Regions from separate parts of the Homo sapiens genome. Here region 2 is linked to region 1. The links are chromatin contacts, found by Hi-C in ENCODE. All regions are on one chromosome and are shown on one strand. Each heading gives the region's core, a stretch centred on a gene start or an enhancer-like site at or near the end of the contact. The rest is flanking DNA. Distances are from core to core; before and after follow the strand shown.

Evidence for each region. A loop is a pair of places that touch in the nucleus more often than their neighbours do. Pooled maps may share reads with other maps.
Region 2: a loop to region 1 is called in a map of B cell, with 8 times the contacts of the local background. The contact joins the enhancer-like site here to the promoter of GSCAR in region 1. A Hi-C loop is called at or near these places in 2 of 168 maps with a recorded cell type or tissue (B cell and ascending aorta), 2 of 37 single-sample maps with no recorded cell type and 8 of 50 pooled maps.

What each region holds. Positions count from the first base shown.
Region 1 is chr5:88,694,851-88,702,729 of GRCh38, forward strand. It overlaps GSCAR (glioma stem cell association long noncoding RNA), which reads right to left and starts at 2,294. Exons shown (of 3, transcript XR_007058863.1): 1 at 1-2,294. All of the region lies in intron 1 of MEF2C-AS2 (MEF2C antisense RNA 2), which reads left to right. RefSeq lists an enhancer at 1,084-2,063.
Region 2 is chr5:93,600,775-93,608,147 of GRCh38, forward strand. No RefSeq gene overlaps it. Among named protein-coding and RNA genes, the nearest start is that of MIR2277, 16 kb to the right of the region's middle. RefSeq lists a silencer at 7,049-7,343. Within about 2 kb of position 3,602, at least 6 of the 41 ENCODE cell types and tissues checked have a DNase peak (open chromatin) inside an H3K27ac peak, as active enhancers do.

The DNA of each region.
Region 1 (7,879 bases), core at 1,044-3,543:
AATGGAGCCTTCAAAAACACTTTTGTGAGGCCGGGCGCGGTGGCTCACGCATGTAATCCCAGCACTTTGGAAGGCCAAGGCGGGCGGATCACGAGGTCAGGAGTTCAAGCCTTGCCAACATGGTGAAACCCCGTCTCTACTAAAAATACACAAATTAGCTGGGCATGGTGGCGCGCGCCTGTAATCTCAGCTACTCGGGAGGCTGAGGCAGGAGAATCGCTTGAACCGGGACCCGGGAAGCAAAGGTTGCAGTGAGCGGAGATCGCGCCACTGCACTCCAGCCTGAGCTACAGAGCGAGACTCCGTCTCAAAAAAAAAAAAAAAAAAGAAAGAAAAAGAAAAAAGAAAAAAAAAAAAGAAAGAAAGAAAAGAAAGAAAAAACCCTTGTGAGCCGCCTAAAAACCGTCCTGTGAGCATCTCATCCCCACACTGGCGCTGCCACCCGCACGGACCTTCCAACTTCGCACTGTTCCATTTTCTCTATGTGCTTTTCAGCCCATCCTTGGAGTTGCTCTGTAAGAAGGACTTTCGGAGTGAAACTCCACAGTGCGGTTCAAAGACACGCTTAGGATGCCCCGGGATGGAGAGAGGACTGAGCTTGGACTGGAATTCCTGGAACAGACGAGGGCTTGTGAGCTTGTCCCAGGCACTGAGGACAGCATACTCTTCCCGACAAGGGCATCTGGGTCGAGAGAAGGTGGAGCGGGTCTTCGGCAAAGGCGAAACCCTGGAGAACGCTGCCCCACCCCACCCTGTAAGCGTGGACGAGTAATAATCTCCCGGCCTCAGTTTCCACCCTCTGCTTATATCAATTTTAAGAAGCTTTATTTTTTCTAAGATGATTTTCCCTACATATTTCTTGTCTCCCTCACTGCCATTCCCGCCCCTCCCCCCCAAAATACATTGTAAATCTTTTTCCTCCTACGGTTAATTTTAAAGAACCACAAAAGTTTGCATAAGACAGAATTTACCTGCCCATATATTTCTGTTGAAGGTGGAAAATTGTTTTTACGTGGCAAGTTTTATTTCTATTGATTTCTAAAAATTTTATCTGGAAAGAATTTGGCTCATGAGCTAAATAATATAGTTACCATTTGCTTAATAATTTTTAAGCTCTAGGCATTGAGGTAAATGCTTTATATATTTTTTCTTAGTCTGAGAACAACCATGTAAAATAGGGTTTTTCCTTCTGTTTTTCTTCCTCCCTCTCTTCTTTCCAATTTGAAAACTGAGGCAGAGACATTAAATGGCTTTCACAAAGGTATAGAGCTAGTAAGTAGCAGAGGCAGAGTCTGAACACAACTACCAACCGCTAAGTGGAAGCTCTTAGCAGAGGTCAGCCGAGTTTTCAAGTGAGGCTATAACTGCTGAAGAGTAGCCCTTCAACCTATGGTACTTGGTTGCCCATTATAAAGGAAAGCTGTGTAGTAATTTGACTTTTTATACCTTAAGAAATAATCACGGCAAAAAAAAACCCTAAAAATAATCTTTAGCTGTTAAGCAATCATCATATTGCTAGTTGTAGTGCTGTTATTCATATTTTGCAACTGTTTATATATTATGAGATAAAGCAAGTAAGTCATTATATTGGTGTCTTACAGAACTGAAATTTTTCATTATAAGTAAAAAGGAGATACAGGTGGAAGATTATTGAAATCAAATAAAAATCTTATAGCCCTGGAAAGAAAAAAAAAGGAAAGCTATGGTTAAGAAGCAAGAGTAGAAGCTGTGAGTAGTTACTACCAGTACAGAAAGCTTGAAACAGACTTGTATTCCCACCCCAATCAATGCTTCTCACAGGAGCACATTGAATCCTCTGTTATGTTAATTCTGGCAATCTCTATGTCTTCTGGGTCCTACCATCAAACCTCTGAAAGCAATTCAAATATTTTGCCACTCCCTTTGACCATTTATTTTTTAAATCTGAGATTAGAATTGTGGAACACATAGTGGATTGATATAAAGAGGAAAATCAAGCACCAGGAATAAAGATTATAAAAGAGTTAGCTCCTTGAAGGTTGTTGGTAATAGACCAATCATGCCAACATAAAAAAATTAAATACTACTTTAATGAAATTTCATACTTTTAATAAATTACTTTCATCTTGTTAGTTCTGATCTAGAATATCTTTGTATTTAACATAAATGAGATAAAATTATAAAGAGATTCATCCTCTATTTTCCATTATAACATGCATAAAGTAAGATTTCAAAAATTTAAATAAATGTGTCAGAATATTCATGGAAAGTATTCAGCTGTGAGATTATGTACTTATTTGAATAAAGTGTCTTTTTACAATATATTTGGATTCTTCTATTTCTCCACTTCCTCCTTTTTTCCTCCTCTCTCATCCTCATTTTTCTCCTCCTCATCCATTTTCCCTTTCTCTTCCTCCCATTCATTTTGTCATTGGAATCTATTTCTGAGACACATGAGAAAATGAACCTCATTAGTTTATTTTTTCCTTAAAATGGTATTTTTGAAAAAAAAAAGCAGAAGATGTCACCTTCAACTGAGGATGATATGCCAATTTGAATAGCATATCCTCTGACTGTTGCAGACATTCAGAACTATGTGTGCCATCCCAAAGAAGGTCTTCAATGGCAGCTATTTTTTAAAATGTTGTTTTACAGTCACATTCGATTTACTATTAGATTATCCTCGAATTAAAATAGCTGATACCATAATACTAAATACTAACATTTTAAAGCTATTGTTATGATGTGTTTACCATTGCCATTACTTTTAAAACCAAGGAAAGCACAGTCTGGTAAGACACAATCAGCAGTGAGATACAATCACAACACCACATAAGAGAAATGTAATGTATCATAGCTAGCCCTAGAAAAATAACATTCATCTGCTTTGTAATCTCTCAGATTCGATTGCAGCAAGGAAATATTTATACTTTCATGCAAAAACACATGAGAACCACGGTTTAGAATGGCTAAAATTTTGAGCAAAAAATAGTTTTGTCTTCATCACGTATTGTGTATTGAGCTTTTTTTGTTTTTCTCCTTCATCAACAAACTTAGCTTACCTTTCTTCTAATCTTTGAGGGCCCTGCTCTTTGCTTCCCAAGGTAATGACTGGGTCATTTGATAAAATGAGCCTAGGCTAATGTATTGATGGTTATAAATGTGTTAATGTGCAAATCTTTGGCCACAATTCCTTCAAGCTTTTCAAATCAGATATGAATCTTAATGAACACGTTTGGAGGGAATACTCTTTGTTGTCTAACTTTAGTAAGGGGAACATAATGGTACTACATAAACTCACTCTTTTAAGGCTGGCCTGTCATAAATGCTTAAATACTCATCAGTGCAATTATGAAGAAAGCCCATTAGGGAAAGAATTGAAACCTAGCATATCTGGAACATAAGATAGCTGAATTTAAAAAAAATAGCTAAGACAGCTTTAAAATTTAGACAGTAGAAGACCCATTTATAATTCTTAGACATTAATTTTAAAAGATCATTCAATGACAATTTAAATTATTGGGCTTGTGCTAGAAAGAAGACTACTCTTCTCCTATGTTGAAACCACATTCACCTTTCTGTCCCCAGAACACTTGCTTCTTCCCTTTATAATTGGTGTTCTCTATGCCTGGAACACTTCCCACAGAAATTAACATGATTGCATGCTCATTGCATTCTCAGGAAGCATTCCTAGGCCAAACTAGCTCAACCCATTACCCCATCACTCTCTACCACATTTGTATTTTAAAAATAGAATCTGTAATAATCTGAAAGAGCTTTGTTTCTATATTCGTTTACACTTTTAAATATACTTCTATTACAGGAACCACCAAGAGGTCAGGGACTTTGCCTGCCTTACTCATTACACAGCAGATACTCAGTAAATATTGAATAAATGATTAAATATGTCTATTTGTGATATAGGTCATCTTTTGGATATCTCGATCATTAGCCATTCTTCATTTGTATATATTATGCATACAAAAAAAGCACCAGTTCTGTTTTGTTTTCTAGTAACAATACATTTCTTAACCAGAAGCTAAAGTGGTTTGGGATAAGGCAGAACCTGGTTTAGAAATTAATGCAGAGAAATAGCTAGTTGGAAAGAATACTTGCTACGTACACCATTTCTTTTAGAAGACAACTTGCTAGTAGCAAGGGATTGTGTTATGCATAGATTTTACAAAATATCAAGACTACAGTAATCACTGAATACTTGCATTCATTTATTCATTAATTCAGCAAACATCCATAGTATGGCACTCTATGGTTGGTGCTGTGCACACAAAAATAATTAACATGATTCTCTCACAAGTTAGAGGTACAGTGACAGTCACCATCCTTTTAGGTAAAACTGCAAGCAGGAAAAATAAACTGCAGTGCATCTAGTCATTTTTCCATTTGCTTTCATTTCCTTCCTTCTTTAGGCACCCTTTGTATCTGGCTCTCCTTGTTTCTTCAATCAACTGTAGAAAAGTATCTGATAAAATTTCATACTAAAGTGTAAGAGATTTATATTGGCTATGTCCTAGAGATATTTACTTTATATCAAATTAGAAAGCAAATGAGAAACTCTCTAATTATGGACTTTCCAAACCAGACAGGAGAAGGTAAAATTATTTTTAAAGCCGCTGTTCCTGAAATCACACCGCCTAGGAAACTGATTAATTTGTTTATTCATTAACTTTGAGAACTTCACATTGAGCAACAAAAGGAGTCTTCTGTAAGATATAATTGGTGAGACTCCATGGACACTTCTAAAACTAAGTAAGTTCCTTCAATGCATTTAACATTTGGAGGGAGGATACTTTTGGTGTGTTCCTTTCTCTTTTTTTTTCCCTTTCCTTCTTTTCTTCCTCCCTTCTTTTTCTTTCCTCCTTCTCCTTTCTCCTCATCCTCTTCCTGATCCTTCTCCCCCTCTTGCTCTTCCTCCTTTTTTTCTTCCTTCTGCTTCATTTTTGCTCTTACTTTCTCTCCTGGAAATCCTGAAGATATGAGGAAATGTTGTAAGAAAAAAAAAAAGAAGAAAGGGATTTTCAGGACTTAGCCAGCATGACCAGGCAGTCAGAGGCAATGAAGAAATTACTTGGAAGGAATAGGTTGGTGTTGGGGTCTATTCAGTTGTTGTCCTCTCCTTTTGGCCTGACTAGGGAAATAGTGATAGAAGTGGGGTATTTCCTAAGCTTAGATGCTTGAATTATTCATTAGTCTAAAGTAAATTAACATTTAGAGGCAGGTGACACACATTTTCTTGAACAATTATTATCACTAATCATCATTTTCCACAGTAATTTGTATGCTCTCATTATTAGCTCTTGATTTCTATGTAAATCCTTTCCATAAAACTGCCACAAGATGGAAGTTTTTTTATTGGCTCTCTTTACCTCTTGATATATTTCTTGGCATTTTGGCATTCCTCATCTGGCACTTGATGGCTGGGTTTTCAGATTAGGCTGACTGTTGACATGCCCATATAAAACATTCTTTCATTGAGCATATTGCATTTATACAGGAGGCCACCTTGTCCCACCTTCTGCCATATTGTGCCCATATTTTTTTATGTCAATTGTCCAAACATTGACTCTCACATTTTCCCCCTTTTGATTTTTCATTGTGCACCACATTTGACACTTTAACTACTTTTACTAGTTGTCCATGCCTTGTCACAAAGACTGAAACTGACACAGGTTTTGCCTAAACAGTTGCCTTGAATAAGTACATTTGTCATATGGATATCCCCTTCAAATCCTTTAGAACACCTTGGATACTTTTCTGCTAATCTTTTCTTACAGTTATTTGGGCTCCAGGACTCAGCTACGTGAAGGGAACTATCATTCTTTGTAACAGTTATTTCATACCAACAGTAAATTTTTAAATAAACCCCAGAAAGTGTTCTTGAGATTAGCTAGTTCATGGCAGCCTGTGGCTTGTGTCCCTGTCTGGCTCCTGAGGGAATGATCCAGTTTGATTGAAGAATTGCTGATAATTCTACTAAATTGAAAGAGTTCCACTTTGATCTAATATAATATCTAAAATTTTTACCTTTAGAATAAACCTCATTATACTGGTGAGGAGAGGGATGGACACCCTAGAAAGAGTCAATGCATTAATTTCCAGCATTTACAGGTTAAGTGACACTTAATAAATCATTGAAGAGTCGCTTAACCTGTGAATGAGACCCGTAAATGAAACCATCTCATTCAAGTCCTGGCTCTCTGATTTACCAATGGGGTGACCCTATGGCAAGTTAATTCATCCTATGCCTCAATTTTTCTCACCCATAAAAAAGCTTTACTGATTGTGCCTATCTCACAATGTTGTTATGAGGATTCAATGAGTTAATGCCTGAAAACCTGAAATTAGTGCCTGGCATCTAGTAAGTACATCTAGTGTCAGCAAAGACTGTGATGATGATGGTGAGGATGGTGGTACATGAATAGTTTTCCTGGAACAAAAAAGGATGAAGCCTTAGCAAAATGGACACAAATATATAATTTTTTTTATCTCCAAAATTGGGTAAGAATGGTCTGAAGAACAGGTGATATTGTTTGGATATTCGTCCCCAGCCAAATTTCATGCTGAAGTGTAATCCCCAAAGCTGGAGGTGGGGCCTGGTAGAAGGTGTTTGGATCATGGGAGTGGATCCCTCATGGCTTGGTGCTGTCTTCATGATAGGGAGTTCTAGCAAGATATGGTCACTTAAAAGTGTGTGACACTCCCACTCCTGCACCAGCCCCACTCTCTCTTGCTTGCTCCTGCTGTTGCCATGTGACTTGACTGCTCCTCCTTTGCCTTTTCCCATGATTGTAAGTTTCCTGAGGCCTTCCTAGAAGCCAAGCAGATGCCAGCACCATGCTTCTTGTACACCCTGCAGAACCTTGAGCCAATTAAACTTCTTTTCTTTATAAATTACCAGTCTCAGGTATTTCTTTATAGCAATGCAAGAACAGCCTAACACAACAGATATTTCCTGTGGAGAGCAGGCCTAGGTAAGTATCTCTAAGAGAAAGTCCTAGGTAGCCCCAACATCCTCACATGGCTGAGGAATGTATTGTGCCTGATCCTTCACAAGTGTTCAGGGCAAACGTTGTGACTAAGCTCCTGCAACAAGCATTCATTGTTAAAGACTCTGAAGAGAAGGTGGTTTAGTGAAGGGGTTGAGTGACTTTTCCCTAAAGAAGCTTTGCAGCCTTAGCAGAGCTATGCTTTTCATGACCCCTTTCTGGAACCAATTTCATGGTTACAAATTATGCACGAACATCTCCAGTTGGTTTCCTACATTAAAAATACTGCCTCAGTTTTAAATTTTACCTGAAGGCTGGTTACACCAAGCTCTTACCTGTCATATTTTTAATGCATTAAGTCTGTATTCTGGCTCATTGTTGAGTCTTGTCATTTTGGCCAGAAAATGTAACTGCAGTGCTACTGACATTGTCCTAATGGTGTCTTTACATAAAATACAATTTTCTTAAACAAGGAAGAAAAGCAGCTTCAAGATCAGTGACACCAACACTGTAAAGTAAGGGTTTTAACTTCAAGACCTATTCAAACAGTTATCTGTGTCAGCATACGTGTGTGTGTACACACACACACAGACTTCAGAGACGCAGGCAGAGAAAAACACAGGATAACATTCCACATCATTGTGAAGCTTCCAGAAGTATGAAGCTCAGGAGTACGTCAACAGAGAGTACTGTTACCATATCCAACCTGCTCCTCCTCCTTTTGACATTTCTAAAGAAGCAAAGGAGCTCCTGCTGTTCAGGCACTGCAGGAGAGGAACGTACACTAGCTGTGCCCAAAGGGGTTTGCATTGTAAGCTGGATGAAAATAACTTCTCTATCTTTTCTTGGAAGATTATTTTTTTGTCCACATAAAATAAACACAACAGAAAAACATG
Region 2 (7,373 bases), core at 2,352-4,851, 4.9 Mb after region 1:
ATAGCTCCTATAATTAAAGGAGGCAACGGCCAGAGGGGGAGTGCAGCCGGCAGCCAAAAAAGAAAAGTAAGAGTTTTATTTATTTGCTGATTGAACTTGGGTTGTCATGACCAGCAGGTTTATCCACATTAGAAGTGCTGGAGGTTTGTACTATATGTGCACAGGAGGTAGAGGTGGGGAGAAAAGGAAGGAGAAGGAAAGTAGGAAGAATAACAGACCAGGCCAATTTTGAAGGAGAGAAAATGATCTCTGTGGGACAACGTAAATAAACTTCCTAGCACTGGATTTGACTAAAAACTTGTAGCTGAGGAATATGTGGAGAGGGGTTCAGAGGAGATGGGGGGTAATTATAGTAAACTCTTAGATGTGGGGTATCATCAGGAAAAGGAGGACTCTGTTTTCCCCAGAAAAGTAATGTGACAGCAGGAAATTTATTAGCTGTGCTGTGTGTGGCGGTTAGGTATGTGGGGGGTGGAATTATGGAGGGAGGCTCCAGAGAAAGGAAGAAGTTCCAGGACTCAAAGCAGAAGTGTCATGGAACCAGGAGCCCTCCACTCTCCTTGACAAAAGTTGCCTAGGAGGTGTAGATGTGAAATCTCTAGAAGACATTATCTTTGCACCTTATTAGTTTCATCTATTTGAGCTGATTCTGGCATTAGAACCACATATAAAATGAATCAGCGCACAGGATGAAGAACACCTCCCCACCTCTTGGGCCACCCTCCAAAAGGGGGTAGTAGTGATTATAAGCTTCAAAACACAAGGAGTACTCAGCCTGGGCAGCCCATTTCTATTAAAGAGGCAAAACTTTAGTACTGATGAAAAACAGATGATTTTTTTCTTCCTCTCTGAAACAGTTACTCTCTTTTACTGATGTGAAGTGACGTCAGCAATGCCTGCCCTATCCCCTTGGAGAGAGGGGAGAGAGGAGGAGGGTATGGAAGGAAGGAGCTGGGAGAAAGAGCAAGAGAAAAAGAGAAAGAGGAATTGACAGAAGAGGAAAAAGGGTGGTGGGGGGAGAGAATGAGAATGTATATCCTACACTTTGGGGGGCCAAAAATCCACAAAGAGTGGGCAAAACAATGCTTTAGAAGCCTGTGATTGATAAGACACCTTTCCTTGCTCTCACCCGATCTACATATTCTAACATATGGAAAGCTTAGAGGCCCTGTGCACTTATAGAAGCCGATAATGCATTAGCTCTCAGCAATATTTACAGCACCACTCTTAATACACACCAGATGGTTCGCGACTGTGCCGCCTCAGCCAGCTCACTCCTCGATTTTACTCGGCGGCACTTTGTTGCAATTACGCTCCATGCTGAGACCAATTTTATTGGTGACCTATTTTTCATATTTGCAGCATTTTATGTTAAAAACCTCCTCTCTGGCCTTTTTGTTAAGGGCAGCGCTCAGGAAGGGAGAGTTTAGGAGGACAGCGGTGCTGAGGGTCTGTCGAGGTGGATATTAATATTTATCGTGATGTTACATACCTTGGGTTTAAGTGAGTAAACCGGATAGACATAAGTACTCCGGTCATTATGTTTGTTCACTAACCCCTGTTTGTCAGACCCCCACGGACTCTACACGGCGCGCTTGCCTCAGAGTCAATACATCGGACCATAAATATTGTATTCCATTAATTATCACCCCACTGGCTTATCCTGGGCGCCGGCGTCCTCGAGCGACGCAGGGCAAATGAGGACGCTTCCTGAGCATATTTCTAGGCTGGGAACCCCGCTGAAATTTCCGCGGTGCCTGGGAATTCCTAGAGCCTGAGCGCCTGGCTCAACCCGGTCTGGGCCTGGGGCTGGCGTGCAGGGAAGGGGAGCTGGCGGGAGAAGGCCCGACGCCGCCAGGAGCACTCGGTACCAGTTATCTTGCTACGCAGAAGGCCACTGGGAGAATCCCATTTGGCACGCCGGAAAAGGCTTTCAACTTTATCTCCCGCCATGTAAATAACCCCGAGTGCCTGACTGAGGGACTTTGTTTTGCACCGAACAATATAAATATTCTATTTGCTACAACGCAGGTGTGCTCTTCCTACCTAAACTCTCCCCTCCCTGCCTCGCTTATGGTAACTCTTTCTACCCACCCCCTCCCCTGGTTAAAAAAAAATCACAGATGTTTACTTTATTGATATAACCTATACCGTGGTTAGGCTGAGAATAATACGCCTCAACTAACAGTCATTTAGCAAATAATAGAGGCGTTCTGGATGCTTTCCAACGTTACACATGTACTTGGTCATAAAATGATACGTGAAAAAATTAACATCTGCTTTCCTAAAATAAAGTGTGCCAAGTAGCTTTTTATGAATTCTTTCCTCATTTTAAAAAGAAATATGGAGAGACAAACTAGCACCCAGATGTATAGCACATTTATAATGGTTTTAGAATTTAAAGGTAGCTATTCATTGCACAAGCCATTTAAAAACTGACGTTTTAAAAGCTACTTAACCCCAGACATCTTCGAATCCTGAGGAGTCTTCCAAATTTTATTATTTAAAGAGGAATTTACTGTAATTTAATTGCGTATCAAGGCAGAACTATGTGCAAGTCGGGGCACTGCAGCCTCAGCTCAACAGAAATTCCATCTCGCCTTTTATTTACCTAATTTCTCAGCAAGGTTCCCAGGCCCTTAAGAAGGCCGAGCTGGAAAGTTTAGTTGGGCTCTTTTTTGTTGTTGTTTAATTCCACTATTAGGAAATGAGGCCTACCTTTGAATTATTTCATTATGATTTGGCCTTTTGGGGGAAGGGGTGGGAACTATAATCATTAGTGGCTTTTTATTATTTCTACAATAAATGGCTAGATTCTTTGTTGAATAAGCTGCTTGAATGTTTTGCAGATGTTCCACTTAGACCAAATCTGACCCCCTATTTCCTCCCAAATAAGTCGCTTAAACTCTCCCTCCAGTCCATTTACTGGAGAACATCCTCCCTCAACCTAGCAAGTTGATAAGCCTAGGACATATTCTTATGAAATTTCACCTAACTGCACATGCACGCACACACACACACACCACACACACATTTACACACACACTCCCACCCACTGAGCCTCTGAGCGTGGCAGAGGATAAGAGAAGAGAAAAAAAAAAGGCGAGGAACTGGTGAGGCGGAATGGAAAGGAGGAGGGAAGTCAGCCCAGTGGTTACACCCCTGTGCAGAGGCGCGCCCTCCACTGGCCCCCTTGCCCCACTTTGTGCCTTTGGTTTGAAACACTGGAGGTGGCCCAGGGCCGTTTTCCTCAAAGGACTGAGAATCTTGATTTGCCAAGTGCTTGGGGCCTCCGCCCAAGGTGTTTGGGGGCTGCGTGGTGAGCCGAGGCAAAGCCAGGGTACCCCGATCGTCTTCCGGGCGCATCCACCATGCGGCACCGCCCCAGCCACGGCGGCCGCGCGTGGAGACCCGGGGGCTTAACAAAGGGCTCCGCGGGGGCACGGGGGGGCGCGGCCACGTGACAGGCCCGAGCGCGACGTCGCTGTCCAGCCGCGGGGAGGGGCGGCCAGCCCGGGGGGCCGTGGGGCTTCTTGACATAGAACGTCCGGGCCTCGGGCTGGCCGCGCCGGGCCGCGCTCCGCCGGGATGAGAAGTACTTGTCTGGCTCCGCGCTGGAGAAGCCGCACCTCTCATCTCTCCGGCTCTTACTTGAAAAAGCACTTGGAAGAAACTGTGTGTGCGCTGGGAGGGCCGCGGGGTGGGCCGGGGCCGGCTGCGAGGCTGAGGGGGGCCGGCTGGTGGGTGGATGGGGAGGAGGTTGAAGAAACAGCCCCTTTCTGAGTGACAGGACCCCTTTTCAAAGGGCAAACAGAAAAAAAAAAGAAGAAGAAGAAGAAGAAGCTCCTAATATGAATAGGAGAATTTTCAATGTTTCGCAGTTACTCCACCTCCCCCCTTTTAAAGAGGGATATTTTTTCCTTTCCTTTTTTCCTATTTTTCTTTCTTTCCTTTCTGTCCTTACCCTCCCTTCCTTTCCTTCCTTCCCTCCCTCCCTCCCTCCCTCCGTTCCTTCCTTCCTTCCTTCTTTCCTTCCTTCCTTCCCTTTTCTTTCTTTCTCTCATTAGATTGGAATTGCGTGCACAAACGTGTTTTTATGTGTTTTCAGGAGAAAGAATGATTCATTAACTTTAAAAAATCTTCATGGGTTTGTCAGAATTATTGAAACATGTTATGGTGTTTTCGAGGACCCACTGACCAGAGTGGAAAGGCAACAGACGAGTCACGCTTTCAGACAGGGGGTTTTAAAGATGCTGGGTTTGTAGGGGCGAAAAAAGGGAATATCTTACGAAGTTCTCCCTCATTCCAATAACAAAACCTGTCACATCTTCACTTCTTACTAGAAAAGATAGTGTCCTCATTTCCTCATGTGAACAGCTCTAAAGTGATTACTGAATGTCTCTGTGAGAAATCAGGATGGGAGAGGAAAGCTCATCACATTCAGAGATTTTTTTTTAAGCCTGCCTTCATGTAATTTAACCTTAGAAACACTTTTATTATCCTCATTCTCAACCCCAGCTTTTTTTTTTTTAATTGGAGGGCCATGCCATATAGAGGAGAAAACCTTCTTTTAAAAAAGATTTAAACCCACAGTACCACTTGTTTGTTGTTGTTGTTGTTATCATGATTATGATGGTTATTATGTCGTCCCCTCCTTTTTGCACTTGATCTGATGAGAGAACTTTTTTTAAGAGTGTGAAATGAAGGACACAAAGACATATATCAATGAAAAGAAGAAAGTGGCCCTTTTAATGAGAACTAAAGAAAACCCAAATGTAGATGAAGTGTACCGTAAAAGCTGCTTCAAAGTCCATCTTAATTCCCTTGGGCTCAGTCATCACGAACGCGTGATAATTGGGAGTTCTGCACGGAGGTAAGGCCGCCATAGGGTGGGGAGTCCCGCAGATGCACCTCCCTGCCCTGTAATCCCAAATACATTTCAACCAAGAACTTGGAGATATTACAGAACCCAGATTTGGCTACTCCACCTTCAAACGCTACCTGCCCATTAAAGACATTTTGTTTTCTTCCAGAGCAACTGTGCTCACTAGGGGAGCATCATCCTCTGTCCCACCCCACCTCACCCCCCAGCAGGCTGATATAGGCTGGACAATATTGTAAGGTTTTGATCATTATTTTGTGATCAACTCTGTTTAATTTTCTATTTATTTTCGGACCTGAGCCTTTCTGGATCACAAAAGTCCCCACAAGTAACACAGCAATAAATCTGAACAAAAATAAGACAGATTTCCTTATCGATGTGTAATAAAGTTAAAGGACATTGTTTTGTCAGACAAGCGCTAAGTAGAAAATAAATCTCAGGGTCTGGGGAAACAAAACGGAGCGCTGCTGGCATGTGTGTAAATTTACTTTTAAAAGCAATAAATCAATGTTAAATTAAACAGCTGGGTACCCTGTCTAGGAGAAGGTTCCGTGTTTAAGAAGACCTTGATGGGAGAAATGTACTATTTAACAAGACACACACACACACACACACACACACACACACACACAAAGTTAAATTTTTATTGGCATCCGGAGGCAAGACTGCCCTGGGAACTTTTCTTCTGAACTTCAGAGAGGGAGAGGGAAATAAGAGAGAGCATGAATTGTGTCTACTGTCCATCCTCAGATCTTTACACATATTTTCAGGCATAAGGAGAAAAGGAGGTTTTGTAGAAATGTATTAGATGTGTTCTAAATTGTGGGTTAAACTATGAAGTCTCTCTTTATTGGCTTAGGTTTGTTGGGTGGGTTGTGATTTTTCTGAGATTTTTTTTTCCTGTAAGTTCTATGACCTGTGAGTGTGTTAAGCATACTCTTATCTCATGCTTCCTTTATTCTTAATGTGGTTGTTTTGCACAGCAAATAGCACAGTAGAAAAATCAAGAGGACTGTTATTTCATATCTATTGTGCTTGTGTTCATTAAGTAGCAAACCTGAGATTGGAGTAGCATTTGATATTCAACAGGAATATTTTAATATTTCATTTTCTAATTTTTTTGTTTTTGTTTTTGTTGTTATTTTACAAAACTTCACTTCACTGGGAAAAAAATTGTGTGTGGGACATGGAGATGAGGAGAGAACAATAGAAAAGCCTAGCTCTGGCTCTGTATTCTAAGAACAATGTGAATCAATGAGCTACTATAGAGGCAATATTCAATAGCAGGAAATTAAGAGTAGTTTAAGACTAGCATGTATATACACTGGATTATTTTCCAGCCTTAAAATGAAATTCCAGAAAGACTCTTTAGAAAGCACACATATTATTGAGATGAACTCTCTCAGTCTTTTGAATTCAGATGGACTGGTTTAAAAGAAAAATATGCGGTACCTGCCTCTACAGAAACCAGCAGATTATTCTTTACTTTCTTCACATTGAAATCCCAGAAGCTTTATTTTGTAGTTACATTGTTAGCCCAGTTCCAAAGAATATTCATATAATTAGGTAACATTATTCAAACTTTAAAATTATTTTTAAAAAGTGTTTCAACCCCACCCCCACCCCCTTCAAGCTACACACTAACAGGGTAGTTTTCTAGCTTTCTAGCTACCTTTGACTTTTCTTCAGCCAAAGAAAATATCAAAGACCCAGTTGCCTGGAGAAGAATAAAGTTACAGCATTTATATTTAGGAGGCAGCATTCCATTTCCATGACCATCAGTGGCTTGTTAAGTAAATATGTGTCTTATGCCACTCGGAGAGAGCTCAGATCGCCTGTCAGGAGGCGTCTGGGCAGCCTTGTAAACTCAGAGTGACTTCTCATATCGTGCTATGTTTTCCCAGCGATGCGCTTTCCTCTGCGCTGAAGCCCTGGGAATCATTTCAGCCCAAGGTGAGCCTTTCAGGCACTGCTCTTTGTCCCCATTTGGATAAGAAGGTGCAAAACTAGTTAGACACTAGGCTGATTTTGGGGAGGTGGTAGGAGGGGATGGAGAAGCGGCCTGTTCTAATTAAAGACAATAAGCAATCCTGCGAGGAGCTGTCCTTTAGCCTTGGCTGGAGGCAGAAACGGTCTGTCTCACCTCAGTTGTTAGGTTTATTTGAGCTGGTCGGTGAGGCGAAGAGCAGAAACTTGCAGGTAGCTCTGGGCTCAGGTGAGACTGGGTGGATGGTTAAATCACAGCAAGTGATCTCGAAGTCCCCCTTTACCTCCCCATCCCCTGTCCTTCTGTGCTCTGTGCTTGACTCAGGCATACTTTGATTCTAACTTTGCTTGCTAGATGGCGCTCGGTGTCTCAGGACTTTCTGTTTCAGAATTAAAGCGGCTTTTTAGCACCGTTGTTCTGAACTATTTGTGGGCATTTGATCAGTACAGTGCTGGTAATGTTATTATTGCCCTTGTTTTCGTCACACTTTTTCTCTTTTTGATT